Regions from separate parts of the Homo sapiens genome. Here regions 2 and 3 are each linked to region 1. A link is a loop called in an ENCODE intact Hi-C map of the cell type or tissue named here. Cell type or tissue: K562. All regions are shown on one strand. Region 1 overlaps CLEC16A (C-type lectin domain containing 16A). Region 2 has its middle 17 kb from the start of SOCS1. Region 3 overlaps CLEC16A (C-type lectin domain containing 16A).

Region 1 (2,500 bases):
AGGTGAGTTTTGTTTTGGGGGGTTTTTTTGAGACAAGGTCTCACTCTGTCGCCCAGGCTGGAGTACAGTGGTACAATCTCAGCTTACTGCAACCTCTGCCTCCTGGGCTCAAGCAGTCCTCCTGCCTCAGCCTTCCAAGTACCTGGGACTACAGCCATGTGCCACCATACCCAGCTAATTTTTTTTTTATTAAAATTATCTCCCTAGGAGTCATAGAGATGGGGTCTCACTATATTGCCCAGGCTGTTTTCAAACTCTGAGCTCAAGCAATCCTCCCACCTCAGCCTCCCAAAGGATGGGATTACAGGTATATGCCACCACACCCAGCATATCCCAGAGGTTTTAACATATTCTCTAGACTATGTCCTCTGCCTGGGGACCTCACCCCCTAAGGAAGGAGAATACCCTGGGCCAGGATCTGCTCTCTGGAATACCCTTGTGTACTTTTCTGATGAGGTGCCTTACAGAGGAAATCCAAGGGAAAGAGAAGATGTAGCCCCATCTTCAAGAACTTCTCTCCAGAGGGAGGAAGGAGAGGTGGGCCCATACCACGAAGGTGGAGAAAAATCACAAGCCCTCTCTGCACCCCAGCTTACTTGTTCCCAACAGCATTCCTACAAAGTAGGGGTGTCCTCATTTTTCAGATAAGGAAACAGCCTCTGAAGGGTCACCCAGTGTAAGGATGCATCTGCCTTCTTCATCCCTGTAGCCCAGTACCCGACACACAGTAGCCCCATAGCCCTAGGCACAAATGGGGTAGAGAGACCCTGACCACATCCTGTGGAAGGTCCAGAGCAGAGCCATCACAGAGGGCTTCCGAAGACCAGGATACCCTTGTTCCTGGGCTGCTGGGCTGCTGAACAGCGGGGAAGAGGAGCTGTGTGAACCTAGATTCCATGTGACTTTATCTGGCTGCATAATGAGCTTAAGTATTCAGATCTTTTCTTGGAAATCTCAAGTATTCCATTTGGCTGCCTCACAGAGTTAGGCAATTTTATTTACTCATGCTAAACAGGGCCATTTTCAGAGAGGAAATTATGCAATGTACTATGCAAATGTGGCATTCCGAGAGCAGAGATAAGTGTGGTCACCGATGCATTGTAAGATGAGATCGTGTCTCTGGCAGCTGGGTGTCACTTGATAAGGGGATATGCCAGACTGTACTTGGAACTGCTGCTCCCTTGGACTCGGTTTCTGGTAATTGTGTTTTCACCAAGTTGTCAAGCTGTGAACTGCACGTATTGAAGAAGAGGAACAAGGAGTGAAGCTTTTGCAAGTTGCTCATCCTTAAGTAGACTTCAGCAGTCAGAGAGGCTGCCCCCATACATGTTCTGGACACATGGGAACAAGGAGGGTAAAATTCTCATCCTCCATTCTCCCAAGAAGAGTCTTAAAATTTGACACGGGGGAAAGATGAAGACACACAACTGGTTTTCCTGGCCACTGTGAAAACCAGTCACCTCATTTTACTAGACATGGCATGTGCCTTTCATACTGAGAGAAAGGAAGTAGCTGTGGAAAACCCCACCTTTGGAAGCAGACAGAGCTGAGCCCAAAGCTAGCACTTCCCCCAGCCTGTGGGTACCTGAGATTGAGGCACCCAGCCTCCCCAAGCCTTCAGCTCCCTGCCTGAAAATGGCACTTTCAGTTAGTTATTGCTCCTGGGCCGTGTACCAGTCACAAAGACAGCCAACCCTTCACACAGCCACTGCTCAGATAGTTGCTGAGTGAGCCAGTGACAGATTTATCCACCTCTATCTGTAAAGTGAGCATTGATACAGTGTCCTCAGTGGCCCTGAGTGTGCTGGGAGACATGAAGATTCTGCAGAGTTAAGAGATTCTGGAAAGAGTCCTACAGAGGGCTCCATCCAAACTCTTTCCATTCAAATCCTTGCTATTCAACTTGGGAACAAAATGGATCTTCACAATGATAGGATCCTGTAGTCATCACACAAAAGTGATATAAAGGAGGCCAGAAAACTAATAATTTGAGTGCAGATTCTGCATACTGACCAGTCACCTTGTGTCAAATCTGTTGTAATTTGCCTGAACTTCACAACAATGCTAGGAAGTCCATTTTTCCCCAAAAAATTTTATTTTGAAACCTTCCAAGCATACAACCAAGTTGAAAGAATTGTATAGTGAACACCCTCATACTTGTCTACTTGTCTTATCACGTATCTACTTTATCCACCAAACTTTTTTGTGGGGGAGAGTTAGAGTCTCTCTCACCCAGGCTGGAGTGCAGTGTTTTGATCATAGCTCACTGCAGCCTCGAACTCCTGGGCCCGAGTGAGCTTCCCACTTCGGCCTCCGAAGCAGCTAGGATTACAGGTGTGAGCCACCACACCCAGCCCAATTTTTTTTTTTTTTTTTTTTTAGATGGGGTATTGCTATGTTTCCCAGGCGAGAATAGCTCTGGCTATGTTAACCAAGCTGGAGTTTACAGGCTTAGTCTTAGTGCTGTAGCCTCAAACTCCTGGCCTCAAGCAATCCTCCT
Region 2 (2,500 bases), 130 kb after region 1:
GGTGCATCACTTGAGGTCAGGAGTTCCAGACCATCCTGGCCAACATAGTGAAACCCCATCTCTACAAAAAATACAAAAATTAGCTGGACGTGGTGGTACACGCCTGTAATCCCAGCTCCTCGGGAGGCTGAGGCAGGAGAATCGCTTGAACCCGGAAGGCACAGGTTGCAGTGAGCCGAGATCGCGCCACGGCACTCCAGCCTGGGTGACAGAGAGACTCCATTTCAAAACTAACTAGCTAAATAAAGCAACCACAAATCAGGGGGTGTGAAAGTGTAGAAGCCCTGCGTTCCACTTGCTCTCCCTCAAGCTTTCCTTGACCACAGACATCAGCAAGTGACGGGGGCCACTGTCGGCCCCAGCTCCTGGCAAAACTGGTCTTGGCTCTTTCACACTGGAAGATCATTGTGTCTCTTCTTAAGACATGTGGCTCCATTTCACTTCATTCCAGCCAAACCTGACCTCTGACCCATGCTGTTCTCCAGACTCCAGTTACCCAGGACTCTGGGTTGTAAGTGACAGAAACAAAACTCAGGCAGCATAAGTGAAAATGGAAATGTGGCGCATGGAACAAGGACATCAAGGTGGACTTCAGGCATGGCTGGATGCAGGCGATCACACAATGCATCAGGGCTCTGTCTCGTGTCTTTCTCATCAACTCTCTTGATACAGTGGGCACATTGGCTAAATTAGGGCCAGTGTGCTAAATTGGCTAAATTAGGGCCAATTCTGTTAGTTTCAGCTGAAAAGGGAGGTGTCTGATTGGTCCAGCTTAGGTCATGTCCCTACCCTGAATTGGGGCATGGGGAACTCTGATTGGCCAGGTCTGGTCCACACCCATCTCTGGCCAGGGTGCTGTGATTGACAGCTCCTTCAGGACCATAGAGCATGCGGGCCAGACAGTTCCCTGAGAGCAAAGCTCTGGCTCACAGTACGCCACACGTGATTTCTGCTCTCCAGCCCTCCAGCTCCTTAGAATGTGGGACAGAGACCATCGGCTCAGGTCTGTGTTCCTAGGGCTGGGACGCCTCATATAGCGGAAGGAGGAGGGACTTTGGGCTCCAACAGACCTGGGTGTGAATCCAAGCGCCGCAGGTCACTTTACCTCTCTAAGCCTTATTTTCGCTCCCAAACATGTCTCCCTACAGGATGGTGCCAAGGATTTAAGTTAGTCCTTAAGGGCAGAGTGGGAACCTAGGCCCTAGTCCGGACCTGACAGCCATGATGGGGATCGGGGCACTGCCTGTATCTCACGTGAGAAAAGTTTGGATCTCCACTCAGGCTGTGCAGTCTTGGGCAGATAACACTTCTCTAAACCTCAGTTTCTTCCCTTGCAAAAAATAGAGAAACATGCTATCTTAGTCTGTTTTCTTTCTTTCTTTTTTTTTTTTTTGTTTTTTGTTTTTCTGAGATGGAGTCTCCCTCTGTCGCCCAGGCTGGAGTGCAGTGGCACGATCTTGGCTCATAGCGACCTCTGCCTCCTGGGTTCAAGCAACTTCTCGCCTCAGCCTCTTGAGTAGCTGGGATTACAGGTGCCTGCCAACATGCCCTGCTAATTTTCGTATTTTTGTAGAGATGGGGTTTCACCATGTTGGCCAGGCTGGTCTCGAACTCCTGACCTCAGGTGGTCTGCCTGCCTCAGCATCCCAAAGTGCTGGGATTACAGGCCTGAGCCACTGTGCCTGGCCCTTAGTTCATTTTCTGTTGCATATCACACAATACCTGAAACTGGGTAATTTATAAAGAAAGGTTATGGAGGCTGAGAAGTCCAAGGTCAAGGACTGCATTTGGTGAGGGCCTTCTTGCTGGTGGGGACTCAGTGCAGAGTCCCAAGGTGGCACAGGGCATCCCATGGTGAGTGGGCTGAGTGTGTTTGTTCACATCTCTCTCCCTCTTCTCATAAAGCCACCAGGGCCACACCCATGATAACCCATTAATCTATTACTCATTCTATCCGTTAATCCATGGGTCTCTCTTGACCCAGTCACCTCTTAAAGGTCCCACCTGTCAATACTGCCACACTGGGGATTCAGTTTCAACATGAGTTTTGGAGGGGACAAATATTCAAACCATAGCACATGGCTACTACAGGGACAGTTATTCTGATGATGGCAGGTAACACGGGCCCATTGCTAGAGATCACACCTCCAGGCCTTTGCTGATGCTGTTCCTGCTGCCTGAGATGTCTTTCCTGCAGCTTCTGGGGGAAACTCCTTGCCACCCATGTTTGAAGACTCAGACAGCAACTCCTCCAGGGAGCCTCCCCTGATTTCACATCTCCTATCATCCTCCTCACAATTCCTAGGCCTGATTAGCCATGCTCCTGCTGAGGCCTGGGTCCGGTAGTGTTGAAGCCATGTCTGAGTCCGTTTTTTTGTTTGTTTGGTTGGTTGTTTGGTTGGTTTTTTGTTTATCTGTTTGTTTGTTTTGAGACAGTGTCTTGCTCTGTCACCCAGGCTGGAGTGCAGTGGCGCAACCTCGGCTCACTGCAACCTCTGCC
Region 3 (2,500 bases), 56 kb after region 1:
TTCCTTCCCTTTCAGCTCCCTAAAAGGTTCCTGTGGAATCCCCTATAATCTCAGGTAGTTTTCACATCTTCCAAGGGTAGATTTTTTTTTAAGCCTGAAATAGTTGCACTTTAGTCACATGGCCAGTATCCTCAGAGTAATTACCAAGTGCAAAGCGGCACCAACTCCAGGCAGGCCACAGAGGTCGGGGGGCGTCCCTGCTCATTTGGAGATTCAGAAAACTTTTGGTGCAAGCCCACTAGTTTTTGTGCCTACACACATCCAAGCCCTTCCCACCCTTTAGTCTCTCTCGGGCCTCGCTCTTTCTGGGTCTTAACAATTGTGTGTAATCTCTGTGACCAGGTGTGAACCCAGACAAAAACTCGGTCCCATCTCTGGTTTCTACCCAAAAAGTCCACTTGCACCACATGGGAAAGAGTTGACCAAGTGTTTCATAAGCCCTAGGTGGCGGGTCACCTCCCCACCTCACTTGCCCCTTTCCCTCTTTCCCTTCAGCCCACCACACCTAGATTCCACCCAGCAGGTACAGGGCAGCTTTTTCTGCACCAAAAACTCTGGGAGCCAGCCCGTCCCTTGTCCCTAGGGGACTTAACTCACATCCCCGCATTAACAAAGTTTTTTCCCTAACTGTATCAGTTAAGATTAAGTTCAACTACATAGTAAAGATAAACTCAAAGGGGAAGTTAATTTCCCTCTCGGGTAAAAGAAGCCTTGTAGTCAAGAGATACACAAAGACGTCAGGGACCCAAACTCCTTCCTTTTCAGTGCTCTGCTGTCCCTAATGTGTGATTCATCCTCATAGCTCAGGGCAGCTGCTGGAGTTCCAGCCATTGCATCCATTTTCCAGGAAGCAGAATGGAGGAGGATATACCCCCTTTCCTTTTAAAGAGCTTTCCAGGAAATCCCACATGCCACATTCATTTCTATCTCACTGGTCACAACTTAGTCACTTGGCCACGACTAGCTTCTGGGTTCTGTAACTGCAACCGAAAGGGAGAATGGTTATTGAGAGACAGCTTACAATATCAAGAACACTGTCCAAAACCCTCTTCTTTTTGCTTTTTTGTTTTAAGCCTTCCCAATAAAGTGAACAAAACCCTCTTAACCTAGAGGATTCCAGGTGCTAGCTATTAATGTAATGATAATCATCACACTAAATACCTAAACATCTTTGCAGTCAAATTTCTTATGCCCTGCTTAGGTAGGCCGACTCCTACACAGCCATCAAGGCCCCAAGGTTGGACAGAGCTGCTGCAGAAGCACAGGGGAGAGAATAGTTAACCCTACCTTATGCAAAGACTCCTCCCAGGCTAATGCTGAGCTGCGTGAGCCATGAAGAATGGGGCAGGGGTTTGTAAAGACAGAAAAGAAGCAAAACAGAACTCCAGACCGAGGGAACGGCCTAGCAAAGGTTGAGAGCAAGTGGTTCTTGGTAGGAGGTCTGAGGACTGACCTAGGCTGCTGGAGGCAGATCGCCATATTTCCACATCCCCACTCCTATGCACACCCAGTGATTCTGGGGTTGTAGGAGGGCCTTGACTCGAAAGATATCTGGGGGTTCCAGCTTCCCTGAGTCCTATGGATTTGACCAACAATCTAGGCATAAAGAGCAGAGATTATCAACTCAAACGCCCACACGGCCAGGCAAGTTGCAAGAGCAGGGACCCAGCTCTGCTCATCTCTCTCCCGTTGCTGTCCTGCAGGAATGGGGCCCCATAAAGCCAGATCTTTTCATTTTTTAAGAAAGCAGAAATCCAGGTCTGTGTGTAAAAGCTCCCAACGTGTCCATGGTGGTACCTCCAACAAACACACATATAACATAAATAAGCAAAGCGAAACTCGTGTGCAAGCCCCTAGGCGGCTGCTGGCCGGCTCTGAATCTTGAATCACATGGTTAAGTGATTATTGGTGGGGAAAGCTTAAAGACCTGTAGAAGAGGAGGAGGGGGGCATGTCCAAGGTCTCGAAGTCAGTTTGGGCAGAGCTTGGACTCAAACCTGGGGTTCTGACTCCAAGCCCAGCTTTCCTTCTGTCAGTGGGCCTAAAAATAGAAGACTGACCTTTTCTTGGTATTTTTGTGCTTCACAAATGCCAGAGCGTTATTCATTAGTTCATCTTCCCAAAATAACTGGCAGAACACGGCCAGAGGGCAACAGGAAGACTCTGGGCTGCGCCCCCCGACCGTGAAACTGGGGGCTCCTGGGAAGTGGGGGATGTGTCTCACCATGGGCATAGTTTCCCCCCACTGTTGGAGTGGCCTGCCTGGCCCTGCTCTTGGTGAGTCCAGGGGAGAGAGCTTCAGAGGGCAGAACAGATCTCAGGAGGATGTTAGGATCGGGAGCTTGAGTCTATCCAGTTCCCAGGCAGTTTGTGTTCCCTCCATCATCCTCCCTTTTTTTTCTCTTTTTGGTTTAAAATAAGGTTTACAATAGGAGTCTTGGAAAATTCAGACAAGCACAAAAAATAACAAAACTCACTGCAGTACAACTACCTGCTTCTCT

The links. Peaks named below come from ENCODE experiments on the same cell type or tissue, not always from the same donor. Only the 100,000 strongest peaks of a DNase experiment are listed, where the experiment ranks them.
Region 2: a loop joins it to region 1, with 5 times the contacts of the local background. A loop is called at or near these places in 4 of 110 quality-filtered maps.
Region 3: a loop joins it to region 1, with 5 times the contacts of the local background. A loop is called at or near these places in 7 of 110 quality-filtered maps.

What each region holds. Positions count from the first base shown.
Region 1 is chr16:11,104,098-11,106,597 of GRCh38, forward strand. The region is part of intron 19 of CLEC16A (C-type lectin domain containing 16A); the gene reads left to right. Among named protein-coding and RNA genes, the nearest start is that of SOCS1, 150 kb to the right of the region's middle. RefSeq lists enhancers at 855-904, 1,255-1,394. In K562, no CTCF peak of the experiment used is centred here; a DNase peak (open chromatin) is centred at 1,124.
Region 2 is chr16:11,237,913-11,240,412 of GRCh38, forward strand. No RefSeq gene overlaps it. Among named protein-coding and RNA genes, the nearest start is that of SOCS1, 17 kb to the right of the region's middle. In K562, a CTCF peak has its summit at 1,473; a DNase peak (open chromatin) is centred at 829; H3K4me3 peaks cover 1,288 bases.
Region 3 is chr16:11,160,037-11,162,536 of GRCh38, forward strand. All of the region lies in intron 22 of CLEC16A (C-type lectin domain containing 16A), which reads left to right. Among named protein-coding and RNA genes, the nearest start is that of SOCS1, 95 kb to the right of the region's middle. In K562, no CTCF peak of the experiment used is centred here; DNase peaks (open chromatin) are centred at 921 and 1,525.